Linked DNA regions of Mus musculus: all the other regions are linked to region 2. A link is a loop called in an ENCODE intact Hi-C map of the cell type or tissue named here. Cell type or tissue: gastrocnemius. All regions are shown on one strand. Region 1 overlaps Asb7 (ankyrin repeat and SOCS box-containing 7). Region 2 overlaps Lrrk1 (leucine-rich repeat kinase 1). Region 3 holds the start of Lrrk1 (leucine-rich repeat kinase 1). Region 4 overlaps Asb7 (ankyrin repeat and SOCS box-containing 7).

Region 1 (5,000 bases), 350 kb before region 2:
AAAATCCTAAATAAATAGAGAATTCTTCATGTTCCTTACATGGGAAAATTAGTATTATTTAGATAATTTGGGGGACTTTGCCATCAGTAAAGTCGGTGGAATTAGAACAGTAAAAATTAGGTCAGGCTTGTATGAAGAAACTAACAATGTACTTTGAAAATGTATTAGCTGAGATAAGTTTTAGAAAGGTTGGAGGACTTAACAGTACCTGATACCAAACACGCTATAAAGCTAAAAGAGTTAAACCCGACTGGAATTTGCATATGTCAACACTCTTGTCTTGTTTAATTGCATCTTTTTCTGTGTGTATGCTGGATAGGACTGGACTAAGGGCCGTGCGGATGCTGGATAAGCCTGCTGCCACTGAGCATCCTGGAGCGTGATTGACATAGGGTTTGATGTGTGACTTATTCTACCCTTTAACCTGTTCCCAGGATGGTCTCAAACTCACTGTGCTGCTGCCCCCACCTTTGATTTTGTGCTACTCTACCCAACCGAACTATTTTTAGATAAACGGAATAGTTCAGAAATAAACTACACAGATGATAAAATGAATTTCAGCAAAGGCAGAATAAATCATTGAGAAAAAATATTTCTTTGTGTTTGTATAAGTAGAGGGGATAGTGTGTGTGTGTGTGTGTGTGTGTGTAGGTGTACATGTGATCAGAATACACCTTAGTTCCTTAGGTGTCCGTGTTCTTCTTTCTCAGTGACATCCAGGCTAGAGCTCATGTTGTCGGGTTCTCTTGGCAAAGCACCTTTACCTGCCCCCCCCCCCATTTTGTAAAGAAAGCATTTTTAACAAATGGTGCCAAAACAAGTAGATAGCCACATGGCAAATGATGAACCTTGATCTTACTTTATACCATACATAAATGTTAACTAGCAGTAGATCATTGACCTACATAAGGGTTTAAAGTGCAAAATACCTAGAGGAACAGGAAACATGGCATGTTGTGTTGGGCAGAGTTTTCTTCAGCAGAGCAGTAGTTTAGGGAATGCTTTAAAGAGAGAGCCGAGTGTAGGTCAGTGGTAGGTGCTTGTCTATGTTCAGCCTTCAGCATTGCAAAAACCAATCCGTGAGTAAGCATACTCTGTTTGGCCCATATGCAGAATATGCAAAGAGCCTCTATAACTCCATAATAGGACATCCCAACGGAATTGAGTGAACACCAACAGATAATCCATAAGAAAGCATACAGGGAAGCCAGCTCTCTAGGTTCCTGTAATTGTGAATTAACAGGACAGAAATCATCACTTAGCCTTTTAATGGGCAAATTTAAAAGTGGTTCTGATGCTGTGGAGCATCACTGGCAAGGACAGAAGGCAGGGTTCTAGAAGGCACACACACACACACACACACACACACACACACACACACACATACACACTGACCGCAGGCTGCACAGTAAGCTTCTCACACCATTAAACTCTTAACATCAGAGTCTGCAGTCCTCCTCCGTTACAAAGAGAAACAGAAACAGACATGTATGTGATAGCATCGCTCCCAGAGCCTCCCATTGCAGATAAGCCAGTCCTGCTCAGAAGCACCTGCGAAGTGACGTTAGTCAGCCAGCTTCTGCAGCTGACCCCTTCCTAGTGAAAGCCTGCGAAAGCCAAGCTGTGCCCTCCATCTGCTTGGTTCCGAGAATCTAGGTAGAATGTTGGTTGTGAAAGGCAGGAGGGACTTTGGGTGAACAAACCTGTTGTGGATGTTGAGTGCTTTTAGTTAATGCGACTGTGAATTCTTGGAGCTTATGTGTACTTGATAAACAAATCACACTTCCACTTGATAAAGCCTTTAGTAAACAGACCTCACACGGCACAGTGATGTGTCTTTGTTGTTTCCATATGTTATGCTACTGTTTGTTTTAACTGGGTCTCACTGGTGGGTAGATAGCTATCTAGTAAGGAAGCAGAGAAGCTCAGTGGGGTTGTTACTTTAGGCAGAGCACTCAGAAATCTCACTGATACAGAGAAACAGCAGAGACCTATGAAGAAGCTTAAGGAAATCCAGTCAGGTGGTTTTTGCTGTGTGTTACACATTTCTCACTAAGACAGTGTCCTGCAGTTTTTATTGGAGCTGCAAGTGAGCTCTTACCACATCCCACTGACTAATTTGTGCCCTCACAGGCCCTGTTTCATGTCATCACCTTTTCCTGGGGACAATGGCTATAGTTTTTATGCATTATTATCTTCTAGTTCTTGCTTCTGTCCTTTGCTTGCAGGAAGCGGTTGGTTAGTTTATTTGAATGAGTTGTGCTGAGATGAGTTAGGCCACTGCTCTGTGTTAATCTGTGTTTTCTTAGTTCAGTGTAGCACTAGAATGTAAGCGGAGCCTTACCTAGGCATACAGTGAGAACCAGACACGCAGGTGTAACTTCCTGACCGTATTGTAGCTTGACTTGTCAACTAGCATGGCTGTAGGGTGTGGTTAAGAGAACTGCACCTTCAAAGGTCGGAGGAGCGGAGCGAAGGGTTCCCAAGATCCACTAAAGGATCAAGAGGGATTATCTGGAAATAAGTGGCCAGGTATAAAGACACCTTTTGTCATTTTGTGGTAGTGTGTGTGTGTGTGTGTGTGTGTGTGTGTGTGTGTGTGTGAGAAAGAGAGAGAGAGAGAGAGAGAGAGAGAGAGAAAGTGAGTGTGTGAGAGGGGGGAGGAGAGAGAGAAAATGAATGAATGAACGAACGAACGAGCATGGATTTATGTTTATACATGTAGTCCCTGCTAAGACCAGAAGAGGGCATAGGTTCCCCTGAAGCTGAAGAAACAGGTGGTTATGAGCTGCCTGATACCTGTGTCGGGAACTGAATCCAGGTTCTCTGAAAGAGCAGCAAGAGTTTCAGCCACTGAGCCATCTCTCCAGCCATCACTTAATCTAATTTTAAATCAGTTTGGTCTGAGAGCTCAGTCACCCGTAGCGAAAGATGAATGAGTAGTGCATGATCAGACTCTTCCAGTAGGTGGCAGCAGAGTGCTTTACATCAGCTTTCTGGCTTGCCTGTTACATCGTCCTAGATACTGAATATTCTTTTAGTTAAGGCCATTGCCGAGGCCTTCTTTTTTGTTGTTGGTGGTTTTATTGTTGTTGTTATCTGTCACATTATGTCAAATATTGCAAGGAGTTAAAGTAATAGTTTACTTTTTACAGGTTCTATTTGCTAACAACTCTTTAACTGCAGTTTTCACCCGCTACGGTATTATTAATATTTCAACATACCATTTTCTGCCTCGCAGTCTCTTGTAAGAGACTCCAGCTGTTGTAGTCTGGAACTAAATAAGATCTTATTAAACAGTACATAAGTATTTAATCACATAGATTTGGAGGCATTTTGTGCCTGTGAAGAACATTTTTTTTTTTTTTTTTTTTTGTACATAACAGCTGAGTTATGTAGGAGCATTGTCATGCTTGTCACTAGGCCCACCTGGGCGCTCTTCCTCGGCTGGTTTACTTGCTGCCAGGAAGTCGGGTCCACCATGTAGGGGAGGTCATTCTTGTCTCTGTCCCAGGGACACAGGGACGCCAGTGAGATGTGAGCCACAGCTTGCTGACCTTTGGCGCCACAGGAAGGGCAGCGTAGGTGGCGAAGGTCTGTAGCTCAGAGAGCCGCTGGGTAGATGATCCCTGGGAGGTTTCCTTCCCAGGGATCTGTGGTTTAGGAGTCTTTACAACAGTCGTTTGAAAAGCAGTATTTATACAGTGCTGAGGTTTCTCCCGTCTTTGCAACTAAAGCACTTGCTGATACGCTCACAGGACCGTCTGTAGCTGAACTCGAGGTCCTGTCTCAGTCCTGTGCACAGACTGTATCATGCTGTGCCATTCAGCACAGGTCTCACCTGCTTCTTTCATGGAACATAGCAGCAGCACCTTGGTTCTTTGCCTCCCCCTCCACACACACACACACACACACACACACCCTACTAAATTTTAAAACAAGTCTGGCTGACTGTAGGATGCTGTAATTCAGAGCAGCAGTGTTGCTGTGCATGCTTCTCTTTAGGCCAAGAAGTAGCACAAGGAAAAAACACAAAAATAGCTGGAGACAGGGGAGAAGTGTGATTCAGGCTGCGATCGGAGGCTGAAAGTCTCAGGTTGACCAGCAGGAGGGGCGAGGTGCTGCGGGTCTGCTGGCAGGGCCTATCTTTAAACAGTGTTGCTCTTCCCCCTCCTCCTCCCGTTGACTTGGGCTTGATAGCTTGCTACTAGAATGTGCTTTCCACTGAGACACTTAATACTGTGTTAAGCCTGGGCAAGTCCTCAGCATCATCCATCGCATTGAACCCTTCACAGTCCAGGATAACCGGCTGGTCCCTGATAACTCTGCCCTGATAGACTTGCTCTGTCTCAGCAGCCACTGACCTTTTCATTCTGGTTTAACCCTAGCTGATCCCACGGTTAAGGATTTAATCGGAGGCTTCACTGCTCTGCATTACGCTGCCATGCACGGCCGGGCCCGGATTGCACGCCTGATGTTAGAGTCTGAGTACAGGAGTGACATTATTAATGCAAAAAGCAATGATGGCTGGACTCCCCTCCATGTGGCTGCCCACTACGGTAGGGACTCATTTGTCCGGCTCCTCCTGGAGTTCAAGGCTGAAGTTGACCCGCTCAGTGATAAAGGTACAACGCCACTTCAGCTTGCCATCATCCGAGAGCGGTCAAGCTGTGTGAAGATCCTTCTGGACCACAACGCCAACATCGACATCCAGAACGGATTCCTGCTGCGCTATGCTGTGATCAAAAGCAATCACTCTTACTGCCGCATGTTTCTTCAGAGAGGAGCAGACACAAACTTAGGGCGTCTAGAAGACGGACAGACTCCTTTGCACTTGTCTGCCCTCCGTGATGACGTGCTCTGCGCACGGATGCTGTATAACTATGGAGCGGACACGAACACAAGGAACTATGAAGGTCAGACTCCACTGGCCGTTTCCATAAGTATTTCAGGAAGTAGTCGGCCGTGTTTGGATTTCTTACAAGACGTCACAAGTATGT
Region 2 (5,000 bases):
GGAAGAGAGCCAATCCCTTCACATTGTCCTCTGACCTCCATGGGTGCTGTGGTGTGGCATGCTCATACAGATATACACAAACACACACGGAGTAAATAAAATATAGTGAAAATTAACACACAGAGTAAATAAAATATAGTGAAAATTAATACACAGAGTAAATAAAATATAGTGAAAATTATTTGGGGGTGGGGGAAGGTGACACCTTTGTGGCCAGTAGCTTCTAGAATATGCAAGGCAGATAATGCATCTGTATTGCAGCCTCCACCCCCAGATCAGAAGGGCTTTCTCTATAAGACTCTTTGCCTATGGCCCAACATACATGCACAACCCTTTTTTGTTCTTTATAAAAAAAAACTTTTAATCTTATTGTTACTAATGTGTGTCTGTCTATTGTCTGTACAAAGGTGTGTATGTGATGGAGTGTGTATAGAATGTTTGTGTGATGTATGTATGGAGATCTGAAGATAACTTTGGGGGATCAGTAGAAGGAGCCATTTGATTCCTGGATGAGAACTGTAAAAAGGAGAGGAGAGCTTGTGTCCCAATATGACCGGAATACTTCCTGCTGAGAGGCCTGGCCGTTGTCTTTTTCCACCTTAACTTGGGTTCTGGGACTCAAACTCAGGTCCCCAGACTTGCAGGGCAAACCCCATTTCCTCACTGAGCCTCTCCCCAGCTTCCCACTTAACCCCTGAACACTGTAAGTTCCAACCATCACCTTGGAAAACAGCTTTCTAAGCCTTCCCTTGCTGCCTCTGGGGCGGATGGTGCTGCCTGTGTGCTTTCTCCCATTTGGCCGGCGTCTGAAAGGCTTGGAGACAAACACCAGGACATTTTCCATCTGTGTTGGGCCTGTTCAGTTCGTGAGACCTGATGGCTGGGCTGTTCAGCACTCAGTGCCAGCTGCCTTTGATCTTTCGGTTCAGCCCTCTGGGACAGGGTTATGCAATGGCTGGCTGTGCTCCCTCGGAGCTTGGTTTGTGGTAATTTTGCCCAGACTAACACAAACAAGCAGTGAGCGCTGTAGGCTTGCTGAACCTGTTTCTGTCAAGTGTGTGGATATCGTTGTCATTTGATGTTTTTTGTCTACTCTCGGTGGCACCCTGTAAATACTTAAGTACTCTGGGTGCCCGTGCACCGAAAATAATAAAACGCATCAGTCCAAATTCCCAATGTATGCCAAGACCAGGTGGAAAGCTTCCGTGTTCATCTACAGTCTGCCCCATCTTTCCCAGCATGCATCGTGCCGCATGCTCGTCTGTCGTCCTATCTTCAGACTTTGACCGCTTCTCTCTGGGCTTGAGTTGATCAGATTTCAGTTGTAAAGAAACGTGTGGCAGTGAGCCCTAGAAAGAGCGTTAAGAACTGGCAGTGCAGATTGCATTCCTCTGTCCTTAGGGTCTAGTGAGGTTAGTGGTACACACCACACTCTTGGTGTGGCTGGTTTCCTTCTACCAGAATGACCCCTGTGAAGGAAGCCTCTGCACCAGCCCCTGCTACCAACCCCTGCCCTGCTTGAGTTCCTGTCCCGACTTCCTTAGATGAACAGGGATGTGAAAGTGAAGGCCAAATAAACCCTTTCTCCCAAGTTGCTTCGGCCCTGGTGTTTCGTCACAGCAATAGAAACCCTTACTAGGACGCATGTCATGATACAACATTCGGAAATGGTTCAGTAAAGAGTGAAGAATTTTGGTTTTATTTTCGAATGTTTTAGTGTGTGTGTGGAGGAGTGCATATGATGAACACAGGTGCCCTCGGAGCCAGAAGCATAGGATTCCCTCAACGCTAGAGTTACAGGCAACTGTGAGCCACCCAACAGCAGGAAGGACTAGGGGTCACACTCAGCAAGTGCTTAACCAGAGAGCCATCTCCCCAGCCAGCCCCAAGAGGGTGTGTTTTTGTGTGTAGAAAGGTGCTGGGAGACATCCCTGGTGATGCTGCTTTGACAGCAGGTAACTCTAGGTCTGTGGGGTCCATTAGGTCCTAGTTCAACTCTTGGCAAACTTTAGATTTTTCTGGACTTAAGTGTTTAGAGTAAGTGGGAAACGTCAGTCATTAGAAAGGAAAAAAGCCGCCAGGGAAATTGAGTGACTTATCTAACACAATTGCCAGAGGCTAGGACTCCTCTCTCTGGATCTTAGTTGTTCATCCTTCTTCATCTACACAAATGAAGAGGGAGATAAAGACTGGAGGAGAACTTTCTGTTGGAAGGGCGGTAAGGCACAGGATTTGGCTAAGGGAGCACAGCACCACCTTGTGGCCAGATATGATCACAGCCGCTGCCAATTGCCAAGGCCAGCTTAACCAAGATTGCTGGTAGCTTTCTCACAGTTCCTGTGGTTCTTACACGTTCCCATTTGTGAAACATTCATTTTTGTCTATATTCTGGCCCTGTAATTTTCTGTTATGAATTTTCTTTGGATATACAAGCCAAAAGAAACAGATTTCTTCTCCCCAGAAACCCAGTTGAGTCTCAGATTCTTTGATATCCCTGAAGAAAACCTTAGTCTTATGTATTAAACCAGGACCCATTTGCTGCCTGGCAATAGCAGATCACTGGGATTTCTGACTTCCTCTTGTGGAAAAAAAATAAGGAACATGTTCTGGGTGTGCCACAGCAAGAAGGTTGGGCTGTGGTTTGCATGTGGCAGAGACTCAGGGCACAGAGGAGTTGATAAGTCTCAGAACAAAACCAAGGGAAGGTTTTACTGTGTCTTCAATGGAGGTTATTGTTCATGGAAATTGGAGACATCGCTGGAAGTAAGAATTCCTGTATATCTCTGTAGGGGCCATAATACTTAGCTTTCTCAGGTTGACCTGAACTGAAAGCAGGGCCAAAAGTTAGGGAAGCTGTCTGTTACTAATATAGTCCTGGGCTGACTGTTACAGAGGAAATTGGTGAGCTCATTAGGTTGTTACGGAGATAACAATGTTTATCTTGCTTCCTGGGCTATTTGCTAAGGGGCATGGTTTCCTTGCTGTGAGGTGTGGACCAGAGTTCTGGATTTCCGATTGGTGGTGTCCAAAGTGTGGCCTGGCACAGCGCCAGGTGGCTGAAGACAGTGGCTGCCCAGATCACACAAAGTGACTCAAGAACAGAGATCTCAGAGCCACATTTAGGACTCGGCCTTCTCCCTGCCTGAGAAGAGGATAGCCAAGCCTCGGGGGGGGGGGGGGGCTCCTTTGGACCCAAAAGCCATTGCTGCTTCCCTGCACCCCAGTGTGCGGCTCCTAAGGGTTGGCTCTGAGCCCATGGATACCCTCTGGGGGTGACGAGGAGCCATGAGCAGACGATTTGTACAGAGTACACTCGCTACTTCCTGGTGCCAGCTACCATGGTGGAAGCTGGGAAGGCAAGGTAGACATGGCCCCAGTTTCTCAGGATAGGGATCCAGCTGGAGTGGGTACACAGCCTCACTTGAGCCTTTACTCCAGGCCCACCTTGGGCTTAGACTCACCAAATTTAGGTGCTGTTCCTTGCTATCCAACCCCAGGCACTTCGTGTGAAATGGTCCCATCTGAAGTTGCCCTGGGTGGACCTGGACTGGCTCCTAGACATCTCCTGCCAGATCACAGAGCTTGACCTGTCTGCCAACTGCCTGCCTTCGCTCCCTTCCATCATCCCTTGGGGACTCATCAATCTAAAGAAGCTGAATCTCTCAAACAACCAGCTGGGGGAGCTGCCCTGCGTGCAGTCCTCCGACGAAATCATCTGCTCCAGGTGGGCCCAGGGGCGTGGTCAAGGCCCTCTGTGCCCACCCGTCACAGTCACCTTCCCGTCAGAGGGTCCTGGGTTGAATTTTATGTTTTGGAAAACTAGCTATTAGCAGTAGTAAAAGGACTGCTCGCTCACAAGAGCACAGCCATCAAGATCTCTGACCCCTTAGGAGCCAGAGAAGTCTGAACAGATGGTCTAGGCTAAGATCATGCATAGCCGCATGAGGCTGTTTGTTCAAAGTACCCGACTGGTCCTGCTCAGAATCAGAGGGCAGTGGCTAGAGGCTTCCTGGGCTGGTAGAAGGGTTTACCCCACCAGAAATGGCTGGGCGGGCCTGAGGAAAGGATCAATACGGGAATGTGGCAGCACATGGACACTGGTGCTGCCTGTCTTTCCTAGAGCCCTGAGCCCTGAGGTGGCCCAGGAAGGGAAGGACATCTATCAATTACTTTTCTCATTGTTGTGACTAAATACCCTGATGACTTAAAGAAGGAAGGGTTTATTCTGACTCACAGTTTGAAGGAGCCATTTTAATGTGGTGGGAAAGGCATGACTGAAGGCTCAGAAGGGAGCTGGTCATACTACATCTGTAGTTGGGAAGCAGAGAGAGATGGCTGCTTCTTGGTACTCAGCCTAGGACCCCCAACCCATGGGATGGTGTCACACATGTTCAGTGCCTTCCTGTCTCAATTCACCCGATCTGAATGGTCCCTCACAGACATGCCCAGAAGGGTTTGACAATCATGACGGACCATCAGAGGTCTGTACTTAGATTTTAGGATTGGTAGCCACCAGACTTCATTGCAGAAAGGACTTGAGCTGATTGCCACAGCTAAGGCTGAGGCTGGCAAGATTACCCAGTGGGTAGAGGTGCTTGCTGTCAAGTCTGGTGGCCTGGAACCTACATACTGGCAAGGAAAAACTGACTCCTGAAAGTTGTGCTCTGACCTCCAAGGGGGTGCCAGGGCACACTGGTGTAAGTTTTAAAAGAAACTGGAGATTTAAATGTTGTAAGAGGCAAGAATGTTGGTAAGAGCTTGAGGTTAGTCCTTGAATCTCATAAATGAGTTTTACAAACTGATAAATGTAAAGAGCATGGGCCATCTGCATTAGGTTCCTTAGCCTGGGTCAAATGAACAGATTTGCAAGCCCTTAAAGGTTGCATTCCTGATGCAGAGCCTCTGGGTACTGCTTGCTTTTGTTCGGGCAAAGATGTTAATTCCAGGATGTTCAGAAGACCACCCGAAAGAACCCACCAAAGTCAGATTCCATTGTGGTA
Region 3 (5,000 bases), 80 kb before region 2:
GCTGCATATGGGCACTGACCATGGGGTTCACCTTGAAAACAATCCTGACTTTGGAATGACCAAATCAACATCCCAAAGAGTTTGCCCTATAGTTATGAGATGGTCTTCCACGACATAGGCCCATCTAAGGCAGACAACGTGTCACCTTTGCCACTGAGGGCTCATGTTAGAACTACCATGGCAGAGCAAACCCTGGGCAATGGAGCCTCACATTTGACCCTCAGAGCCACCATTCACTTTTTCAAATACCCGTTTCTACCACATTCAATAACGGGCACGCCCACTTCCTTTTTCTCTTCTCCAGCTCCATTACCTGTTTTAGATTAGTGAAGTTCATGCCAGCAAGAAATAGCTGCCACTGCATAGTTCTGTAGTCTTCAAAATCCCGTCTGGGCTTTCATTTATGATTGGCTAACAAGTAACACCTGGATCCCACAAGGGACCACCAAGTGACCTGGGTACCTCAGTCATGTTAAAACATGTTTTCCTTTCCTCTTTGATGTATGCATATGATGCGCAATTTCATGTTTGAACTTGGAAAACTAAAACGATCCCCATAAAGCTTTAAGGGTAGAACCACACTCTTTGGGTTGACTGCTGTTTGGGTAACTTTCACTGTCAGTAAACATGCACCTGCCTAATTAGATGTGAGGCTTACATTTGAGGATAAAGTTGGGCTGAGCAAGCGTGAGAATTAAGTCTTCTATCTGAACCAGTGTGAGGTAGAGAATGTGGGGCGTGAATCGGGGCTCTCAGCCCTGTCGGAGACAAGCAATATTCCATCCACCTTCTTTCCTCCCTCAACACTTATACTACCATAACTAGTTAAGTCAGGATTTGGCTTCGGACACTGAATTTTGGGTATCTCAATAACTCTAGGCACTACCCTTCACCATAGTACACTAGAGGGTTGCTATTCTTCCATTGTACAATAATGCCTTTAATATGAAATGTTACATTATTTATAATTGGTATCATTAATGTATCTTTTTATAGCTGTAAGTACACGGAGGTAGTGTATTTAACCTTCTGTAATATACTGTACTTAGAAATGAAAATCTATATAATGTTAGATCTCACTTCTTTTAAGGTTTACCCCTGTGGTATGGTTTTTAAATCAATTGGATTGGGGATTTTGATCTTAAGTTCAGATTGTGTGTTCAGCAATGAAAAAATAAAGTTGGACACAGAGAAACATTGATTGTTTTTCATTGGAGGACTAACCCCATTTGAATTCTGTGGCAGGCCCTTCTCTTTCTGAGACTTCTGTGCGATGTGGCTTTTGATAAGACAATGGGAAAATGAAATCACACGCCTCCAGTCGGGCACGCACAGGGCTCTTCTTGATGGTAACGGCCATTTCTACAGTCTTGCATGGTGAAGAGCTCCGTGGCTCACAGGCAAAGTGTAAGGTGCCTTCTATGCTGCCTAAGTTCCTTTTAATCACAAGGCAACAATGGCAAGTGCAGAAAATGAGGATTTGGGGAAAAAAATCCTGTCCCCAAATAGTGGCCATGTGTCTACTTTTGTGACTTTGTCTATGATGATCTAAGGGTCTAGACTTGACTTAGCTGAAGTTCTTAAGGCTTCTAATTGCCAAGAGACATCAGTTACCCGGTTATGACCTGACATTGATGTTGCAGCAGAAACCTTGTGTAGGCCTGGAACGATCAAACTGTGAACTCAGCATTGCAAGACCAGGCCTCTGACACATGTGAAAACATCACCCCCTTAAAATATGGTGCTGGAGGTTGCACCAGAGCTTTCTCAGTAAGCCCCTCTGCTTGTGTTGCTATATTTATGAGCACTTCATATCTGATCCAAATGTGAGCATAGGATGATATTAAAATGACACCTCCTATTGTCTGATTAATTAGAGCACGCCTGCCTGAACAGAACCACTCTAGAGACATGTGTGAGTATGTGTGTATAAGTGTGTGCAGGTGCAATTATATGCATGCACTTGGACACATTCTCTCAAAGAAGACATTATGGGATGTTCTAGTTTCAGCTCTTGGTGGGTGCCTACTTTCTAATGCCTACTAGAATCCTTGTAGCCAACTGTGATTGTAGGTGGAGACCGGAAGAGGGTCTTTAAATTATTGTGTGTGTGTGTGGGGGGGGGAGACATCAAACAAAAGTGAGCATTTGGCTGAATAAAATCGAGTGTCAGAAGACAAAAGGAACAGTTAGCCTCCGCAGTGTCATGCTCATTCAGGGAGGTGGGTGGCTGATCTACCTCTGACCACTGTCTATCAGAGGACCCCTTTGTAGACAGGGTAATTCCAACCTCAGACTGAAAGTCAGGGTGGGATGTGAGCAAACCCAAGAAAAACATGGGTCTGCAGGAATGAAAAAGAAGTGAGAAGGAATTTTAGCTATTCTGTAATTGTCTCCTTTGCAAACTTGTGATTAAAACACACCTACTGGGTACAGTTGAATACTGTGATATGGCCATCTCAAAAAAAGCTCATATATGTGTCGAATATTCCAGACCTTTGTTTGCTCGTTTGTTTGTTTTAAATTGGGCACTTTTCTTAACCTATTTCTAAGATTGTTTAAAGTGGAAAATTTCTTGCCACTTAAGCATAGGCAACACAAGTCCTCTTAGTGTGTGTTGGTCCTGGCTCTAGACATGGACTTCCTTTTAGTAACGCTAGGTGGCAGTGATGTATGTATGCCCTGAAGGCGCCACCAAGCCAGGCTCATTCAAACTGCTGACGCCATGCCTTGCAAATTATTAGGGACTTTTCCATAGCAGTCATGTTGCTGGCCTTGCTAATTGGTCTGAGGACCTCGGTGGTGAGGACAGGATTGCAGAACCCCACCTACATTTTTGTAACAGTGTTCGATGGAGGAAAAGAAGAGCGAACGTAGAAGAGCTGCGAGGTTGTGGCCTTGCCAACTAGGGATACAAACTCCAACTCTAAACAAACACTTGAGGTGTTCCCAAAATATCTCAGGCGGCCCACGGCTTCTCAAATTCTGTGAGCTGCCAGTGAGGCGGTCTGTCAATGTTCTTTGCACTTGGTCTCAGGAATATTCATTCTTACCAGTAAGAAGCACTTCGGTCCAGTACTGATTTTCTACCAAGGATTATCTTTTCTCGGGGAAAACGAGCGGAATCCGAAGCTTGCCTGCTGAGTGTATAGCCGCGTTTGGTTATTAACTTCAGTGGAATCAACTGACAACATTCCACCTCATCGCCACAAGCAGCCAGTCAGGGTGGCATGCTCCTGTAATCCCAGCTACTCCGGAGTTCGAAAATCGAAAAATATTCATCAGCTAGTAATATCTTTGCAAACGTCCATAATTTAAGTTAGCGAACTCGTGTGGTGAAAAAGCGCAGTTTACAAAACATCAACTTTTAAAATGTAGTTTCTGCACCGCTCCATAAAGACCTGCACACACATTAATATTCTCGCTCTCTTAATATTTACAGTCACAGTATATGGCCAGCAAACAGGATAAAAATTAATCTGTTACTCGAGCAGGGTAGGAAAGGCACAACCTTGTCACTGTGCCTGTCCGCAGGGAAGGCAGCAAAGCATTCAAATTTGGAGAGGAGTCCACAAAGTTTCAAGACCCAAGCGTCTACCGAGGCACAAGAGCAGTGAGCTTGGTCACCGACATCTTGCAGCTAGGGAAACCGAGGCAGGCCATCCAGGGGAGGTCGGGGCGGCCGACCCTCTGGCACAGCCCTGCTTCCGCGCCACCCGCCCTCTCCGCCCGCCAGGCGGCCGCAGGATTGAGGAAGTGCGTCTGGCCCCCGGCGGCCAGAGCATTGCAGGGCAGAGTACGGTAGGACCGGCAGGCCCCGGCCCTCTGATGTCGCCGATCCGCGGCTTCCAGACCCTGCCGCCGCAGGTAAGTGCTGCTCCGACCCGCGCCCTGTCCGAGGACCCGAGCGAAGCCCGCACCTTAGATCCAAGCTTTGCCCGCACCACCCCGTCCCGCGCCCGGGTCCCCGCGTGCAGCCGCCGTCGCCTGCTTGTGCCCTGCGTCTCGCCTCGCCCCACAGCTCCTCTCCCCAGCTCAGCACCCCGTACCCCGGGCGACCGCGTGCTCCGGACCCCGGCCTGTGTCCGGGACCCGCAGGTCACAGCTCCGGTGGGCGTCTGGAACTCGGGCTGCCCGGGGTCTCTTCGCTGCCTCTCTGGGCTGCGCAGCGACCCTCGCCCCTTGAAGGGTTAAAGCGAGTGCAGAGCTAGAACCCGGGAGCTGGGGCAGCCGAAAACCAGCCTGGGATCGGAGCGGGGCGGGGGCGGGGAGCCGAGTTCAGAAACAAAAGTAGGAAACACTAGGGAGACTACAAAGTTCTTTTGCGTTTGGAAAAAAAAAAAAAAAAAAAAAAGCCTGACTTTTAACTTGGGAGTGGGGGTGGGGTCTAAGCGTGGGAGTTCGTGGGCGCGAGTGGCTGGAGGCAAAGGCCCAGCGAGGCTCTTCCCGCGCGTGCGGGACAGCCGGGTGGTGCTGGATGGTCTGGAGGTCTTCCCCTGCTCCACGCGTGGGGCATGTTTCTCACCCTGTGGTCCCATCACTTTGCCTATGGGCTCTGTTGCTTGGAGCCAGTGGCAGTCCTTAATGGATGAGAACAAGAATTCCTGGAGGGGCAGTAAGAAAGACAGCAATGGAGAGACTCTAGGGATGCTGACAGCCAGTTCAGTCTGGCTTTTAATAGTTTGAGGCCATTACGTTTTTCTCTTACATGATGCTCATCCCTGCAAAAACCGGAGCAGGATAGATAGGGTCTTAAAGGCAAATTCTCTTAGCAAATTCTCACCAAATAACCTATTTTTGATGAGTTGGTCACTCACACTCACATAGCAGCATCAAAGGACCTACGATTTGTACACTTTGAAAAACTTTAGCATTGAATTCTTTCTGTGATTTGGTTTTCATTGTCCTTGCTCATGTTCCAGAAGAATATAGCATACCAACACCTAATTTGTCCTTAGAGGGGCTTTTCTAGTCAGCCAAACGTTTCCTTCCCCCACACC
Region 4 (5,000 bases), 340 kb before region 2:
TCTGATACTAGCTTTATCTCTTTGGCTGTCTTTCTTTTTATATTACCTAGCATGGTATGGTTTTTTTTTGTTTTTTGTTTTTTGTTTTCTTTTTTTTTAAGCTGAAGCTAGGCATAATGTGAAGAGCAGCAAGAACTCAGATAAATAACACACACATACACACACACACACACACACACACACACGCACCCTTTTTTTTTTTTCTTCTATTTTGATCCTTTTGAGATGGCCTTGGCTCTCATCAGACTTGCAGCCAGTCTCTCTGCCTGTGCTTCCCTGGTGCTGGGATTATAGGTTTGAGCCACCATACCCTTGCCTCTAACAGCCTGCATGGAAGGCTTCCTCGTCTTCTGGCATGGGGCTGTGTTTTATGTGACTGCAGATGGCTGCCTGGGCCAAGTTCTCCTGTGTCTGTGTTTCTCCCCCTCCTTCAGCCTCCCCCTCATCCCCTTGACTCTTTTTCAGGTCTAACCCACCACTACTACATTGAAGGGCAGTTAGTATAGTTATAGGTGTGATGGGGCCCCACAACCCCATGATCTTCTAATTGACTTCCAGCCTTGTAAGTGGGCCTGTGTCCCAGGCTGGAATGGCCATCCGTGCTTTCTCCCTCAGGTAGCTTTCCCTCCAGTTCTGTAAGGTGAGCTAGGAAGGCTGAGAGGGCTGAACCTGAGATGTCCATTCTCTGTGAGAGTCTCTGCCTTTGGAGAGCAGCCTTAACTTCTAGAGAGGTTTGGGGTGCTGGTTGCACACACCTGCCTCTGTCATAGCCATCAGGGGCTTCATCGGCCTCACTTTGAGGACCTGGCAGAACTTCCTTTGACTGGCTCCTGATTTCCTGTCCATCCGCAGCCTCCAGTGTTTCTGTGTCTGGGCCCCGTGGCTTTTGCTCAGGTGAGCATGCCTCATGAGCATGCCTCAGTCATGGCACGCTGGCCTAATAATCATAATCTCCAGAGCTTTCAAAGAAGGTGCGCTGCCTGCAGCTTCAGTCTTTTTGCTTGCTCCAAGATCAGTCTTAGTTTTTAAAGTTGAGCAATTTTTCTTCCTTTTGCACTTGGGAGTGATGACGTCCAAGCTCTGTGAGAGTTAGAATGGATTGTCCATCTGGTGTTGCCTTTTTTTTTTTTTTTTTTTAAGTGTGAAAGCATCCTTGCTTTGGTTCTTTGAGCTGGTGAGTGCTTTGCACACTGGGATCAGCTGGTTCCTGTCTCTACATCATCACAGGTTCTCAGCGGTGCCCGTTATCAGAGATGCCATCAAACCCGCAGAATGGGGTGCTGCAGAGTACCACAAACAGCGTGCCTAGTAACTTCAAGCAAGCTCTTCAGCCCCCAGACTCACCCCTCAGAGCTTGGTGCCCTCCTTGAAAAACTGAGGGAGCTGAACCAAATTCTTGCCAACAGCTACTTTTAAAGGCAGTGGTTTTCTAGTACTAGAGAGGAAGGGAAGGACAGAAGGAAGGAGAGAACGGGGTAGGGGGAGAGAGAGAGCACACACCATAGAGCCCTGGGATTTGTTTGTTGTATTTTCCAGAGAATGGGCTTCTAGGAGGCTTCAGGGGGTGTAAGGTCCAGACGCTGTGCATAGCCACAGTTTTCACTAGGTGACCTTTGTGCTTCCAGGTTAGAGTGACAGTCTGGCTGGTGTGGCACTGGTAATCACTGTTTTCCTCGCTGCCAGGCAGCCTCAGTCATGGGTACTGCAGCCCATTTACAAATGCGTTGGACAAAGCGTAACCGTAACTGAGTCGAGTCTTGTCCCTTTGTGCACAGACCTTGTCAGCGCTCTGTGGGTGAAGACGGCCAAGTGGGGAAGTGGCAGGTCTGTCTGAGCTGGACCAGCAGCTTTTTCATGGAGAACCATTTCTCCTTGAAAGATTGACTGACAGCCAAACTGTACCATTTAATCATGGGCACTTAGCAGGCATTTTCTTAGAAACGAGCAAAGTTCACTTGTCACATCAAGGAAAATGACCACAGTATTGATGACCAGTCAGACTTGAGCTTTGAAAAGAGGGGTTTCAAAAACTTGTATTTACAATTGTGAGAGTCCTTCTATGTAATGGTTTTCTGAGATCACTGGAAATATTAAGAAAAGTGATTTCTTTTGCTATCATATGTTGAAATTGGCTAACAATTTGAAGGCATGCATAACCTAGTGTGCCATGTGTTCCTGATGACAAGTTTATGTTACTGTGTGCATGGGTAAAAGATCCACTAGAAGTTTAAGATACACCAATGGACTATAATCTAAACGTACAGAAAGTTCATCAATGTATTTCAGATTCTGTGCCACCGTTGGGACTGGGGAGACGGCTGAGCTGGTAGTGTTTGCCAAGCAAGCATGGAGACATCAGTTTGGATAAGCAGCACCCAGATAACATGCTGGCCATGGTAGCATGCTTTTGTAACCCCAGCAGCAGGCGAGTGAAGACAGGAGGATCCCTGGGGCTTCCGGGCCAGCTCCCAGCCAGTCGCTGACCTCCAGCTTTAGTGAGAGACCCTGCCTCAAAAAATAAGGTGAAGGAGCAGTTGAGGAAGACAGTATTTACTACTGGCCTCTGCACACACATGCACTTCATATGTATGCAACACACACACACACACACACACACACACACACACACACACACACACATCAAATTGAAAAAGAAAAAAGCTCCTTGTCTCATTTTACGACAGGTTCATAGAGGATCCAAGGTTAGCTGGAAAAGGCTGTTCTAAGTACTCCTTGCTTTCCTAGCAACATATTTGAGTGAAGCTAGCCTCGGGGCTAGCACACTGCATCAGGCTAGCACAGTGTGCCAGGCCGGCACAGTGCACCAGGCTAGCACACTGCATCAGGCTAGCACAGTGTGCCAGGCTAGCACTCGGAAGTTCAGAGCAGATGGAAGGCAGACATTTGCAGGAAAGGAGCAACAGCCCTCTCTTTGCAGCCACCTTGTTCTGAAAGTGACTCTGGTTTTTATTTGTTTTCATAAAAATTACGTCAGCTGATAAACTGATCATTGTTATTTTTAAGCAAGTCAAAATGTTTCTGAAATGTGTAGTTTTCTGAGTATGGTAACTATAGAGCAGTATAATCAGCAGAAGCAAAAGTTCTCTGAGAGTTTCCCACTGTAAAGGTACAGAGGCATCCATCCGCCAGCTAAGCAAGGCGACTGAGCACTGTGGAATTTCCACATTTTCAGTGCTAAAGATCAACGCCAGGGCAGTGGGCATACTCAGTAATTGGTCCACGGTTACCATCACTATGCCACATGCCAGCCCTACATTCAGGGGTTTTAAAGGTATCCTCTCAGCCTGGTGTTTGAGAATTTGAAGAATCGTTAATGTATTTTTGATTAAAAAATCTGGGTAAGTTGAAAGCTTGCCTCACACTTGCCTGCGTATGGCTTTGGCTCTGGAGAGACCCCTCCTTCCTGACTGACATTTATAAAATTGTGGCTTTGCTGACTCAGGATTAGTGATCCTATCAGTTGGGAATTTTAGTATGTTGGATCCTGAAGGCAGTTTTCAGAGACTAGTCATGCACAGAACATGTCAGACATGCCAGGTCCCCGAGTAAATGAACCACCCATCACCTTGCTGGCGTGGCCTTCTTCCAGTGGCCTGCTCCACGGCTGGTCTGGACGTCCGCGGGTTCACTGAGACATTGACTGGGGCAGTTGCCTGTGTCTCAGAAGCATCGTGCAAAACCTAGAGTCACTGTCAGCACACCTTCAGTGCTGTGTAAAAGGCAGGCCCGGGGGATTTGGATTTGTGTGTTTTAAGGAATTAAATAGCTCATAATGCTGAAAGGGAAAGCTGAAGAGGCTGGGAATTGAGTTGTGTAAACTGTTTCACAGGAGACTTACTCTGTCAAGTGCTTAGGATAGTTGCTTGCTGGAACATTAATCACAGATGTTTAAAAATATTGTTTTATAAATATCGAAGTAACCAGAAATATTTTTTTGTTTAGATTTCAGTAGTAGTCAAGTACTATGTTATTAAAACACACACACAAAGTACTATGTTTACAGAAATAAGACTTGAGACTAAAAGTAAAAATGAAGAAAAAAAGAGAAAAAACCCTTTGAGGCCTGGGGGCCAGGGGAGACTTGGTTTTGAAGCTCTGTAGTAGAGTAAGTGCTTAGTGTGCAAGGGGCCCTGGGTTCAATCCCTGGCACCACCAACACAGACACACACACACCTCACGTCATACATACACATGCACACACACACACACACCTTTTAAAAATGCAGGCTAACAAAAGGCATGGCCTCTCAGTGTTTTAAAATTTAAGGACGTCAAACAGGCTGTGGCTTTCTGAGCTAAATTCAGCCCAGAGTAGTATGCCGTGGCTTCACCACACACACAGCCTAGATGACAACCGTCCTGACCTACTATGCTCATTCCTAGTGCTTCTGTTGTTATTTTATGGGATGACCTATTATAAGTATACTCTCTATGTGGAGAATTCATGTGACTCGTTTTAACTAAGGGTCTTTACATTTTTTTTTTCCCTAGTGAATTGGAAACTTTTGCCAGATCATCTACTTTAGAGCCTTACAGGAGTTTCTACTGTTAACATATTAAAAATGAACACTGTGGTCATTTAGATAACACCACATCTTAGGTTCTTTGACACAGAGACCATCCTTTTAAATAAATCCCTCTCTTCTCACTAACCTGAAAGGCTCTTCTTCCATACCTTCTTGAGGTGTTTATAAATCCCTACTGTCAGGGTTGGTACCTATAGATGCCTTGACATTTGAGAGAAAACCACGGATCACTTTTGCCTGACTCTGTTACTTCTCAGTCACTGTGATAAAACACCATGACAAGGCATGTCTAGAAGAAAGGATGAGAGGCTGAAGGGCAGAGCAAAGGCGTGGCAGCAGGAACAGGAAGCAGCAGCCACAAGCACCAGGCAGCGTGAACTAGCAAAAGGAATGGCTTTAAACTCCCAAAGCCCACCTCCAGTGACATACTTCCTCCAGCAAGGCCACACCTCC

What was found. Peaks named below come from ENCODE experiments on the same cell type or tissue, not always from the same donor. Only the 100,000 strongest peaks of a DNase experiment are listed, where the experiment ranks them.
Region 1: a loop joins it to region 2, with 5 times the contacts of the local background. A loop is called at or near these places in 37 of 42 quality-filtered maps.
Region 3: it touches region 2 in a loop (11-fold over the local background); 29 of 42 quality-filtered maps call a loop at or near these places.
Region 4: a loop joins it to region 2, with 2.6 times the contacts of the local background. A loop is called at or near these places in 37 of 42 quality-filtered maps.

Annotation. Positions count from the first base shown.
Region 1 is chr7:66,659,644-66,664,643 of GRCm38, reverse strand. It overlaps Asb7 (ankyrin repeat and SOCS box-containing 7), which reads left to right. Exons shown (of 6, transcript NM_080443.2): 5 at 4,389-4,994. Among named protein-coding and RNA genes, the nearest start is that of Asb7, 27 kb to the left of the region's middle. In gastrocnemius, CTCF peaks have their summits at 2,724 (motif pointing right) and 2,940 (motif pointing right); a DNase peak (open chromatin) is centred at 2,962; H3K4me3 peaks cover 295 bases.
Region 2 is chr7:66,307,385-66,312,384 of GRCm38, reverse strand. It overlaps Lrrk1 (leucine-rich repeat kinase 1), which reads left to right. Exons shown (of 34, transcript NM_146191.3): 7 at 3,498-3,724. Among named protein-coding and RNA genes, the nearest start is that of Gm45989, 28 kb to the right of the region's middle. In gastrocnemius, a CTCF peak has its summit at 2,284 (motif pointing left); DNase peaks (open chromatin) are centred at 2,264 and 3,073; H3K4me3 peaks cover 516 bases; H3K27ac peaks cover 3,630 bases.
Region 3 is chr7:66,387,087-66,392,086 of GRCm38, reverse strand. It overlaps Lrrk1 (leucine-rich repeat kinase 1), which reads left to right and starts at 3,746. Exons shown (of 34, transcript NM_146191.3): 1 at 3,746-3,867. It overlaps Aldh1a3 (aldehyde dehydrogenase family 1, subfamily A3), which reads left to right. Exons shown (of 13, transcript NM_053080.3): 13 at 1-1,195. In gastrocnemius, CTCF peaks have their summits at 2,658 and 3,725; DNase peaks (open chromatin) are centred at 2,691, 3,782 and 3,909; H3K4me3 peaks cover 2,378 bases; H3K27ac peaks cover 2,230 bases.
Region 4 is chr7:66,652,311-66,657,310 of GRCm38, reverse strand. All of the region lies in intron 5 of Asb7 (ankyrin repeat and SOCS box-containing 7), which reads left to right. Among named protein-coding and RNA genes, the nearest start is that of Asb7, 35 kb to the left of the region's middle. In gastrocnemius, no CTCF peak of the experiment used is centred here; no DNase peak of the experiment used is centred here.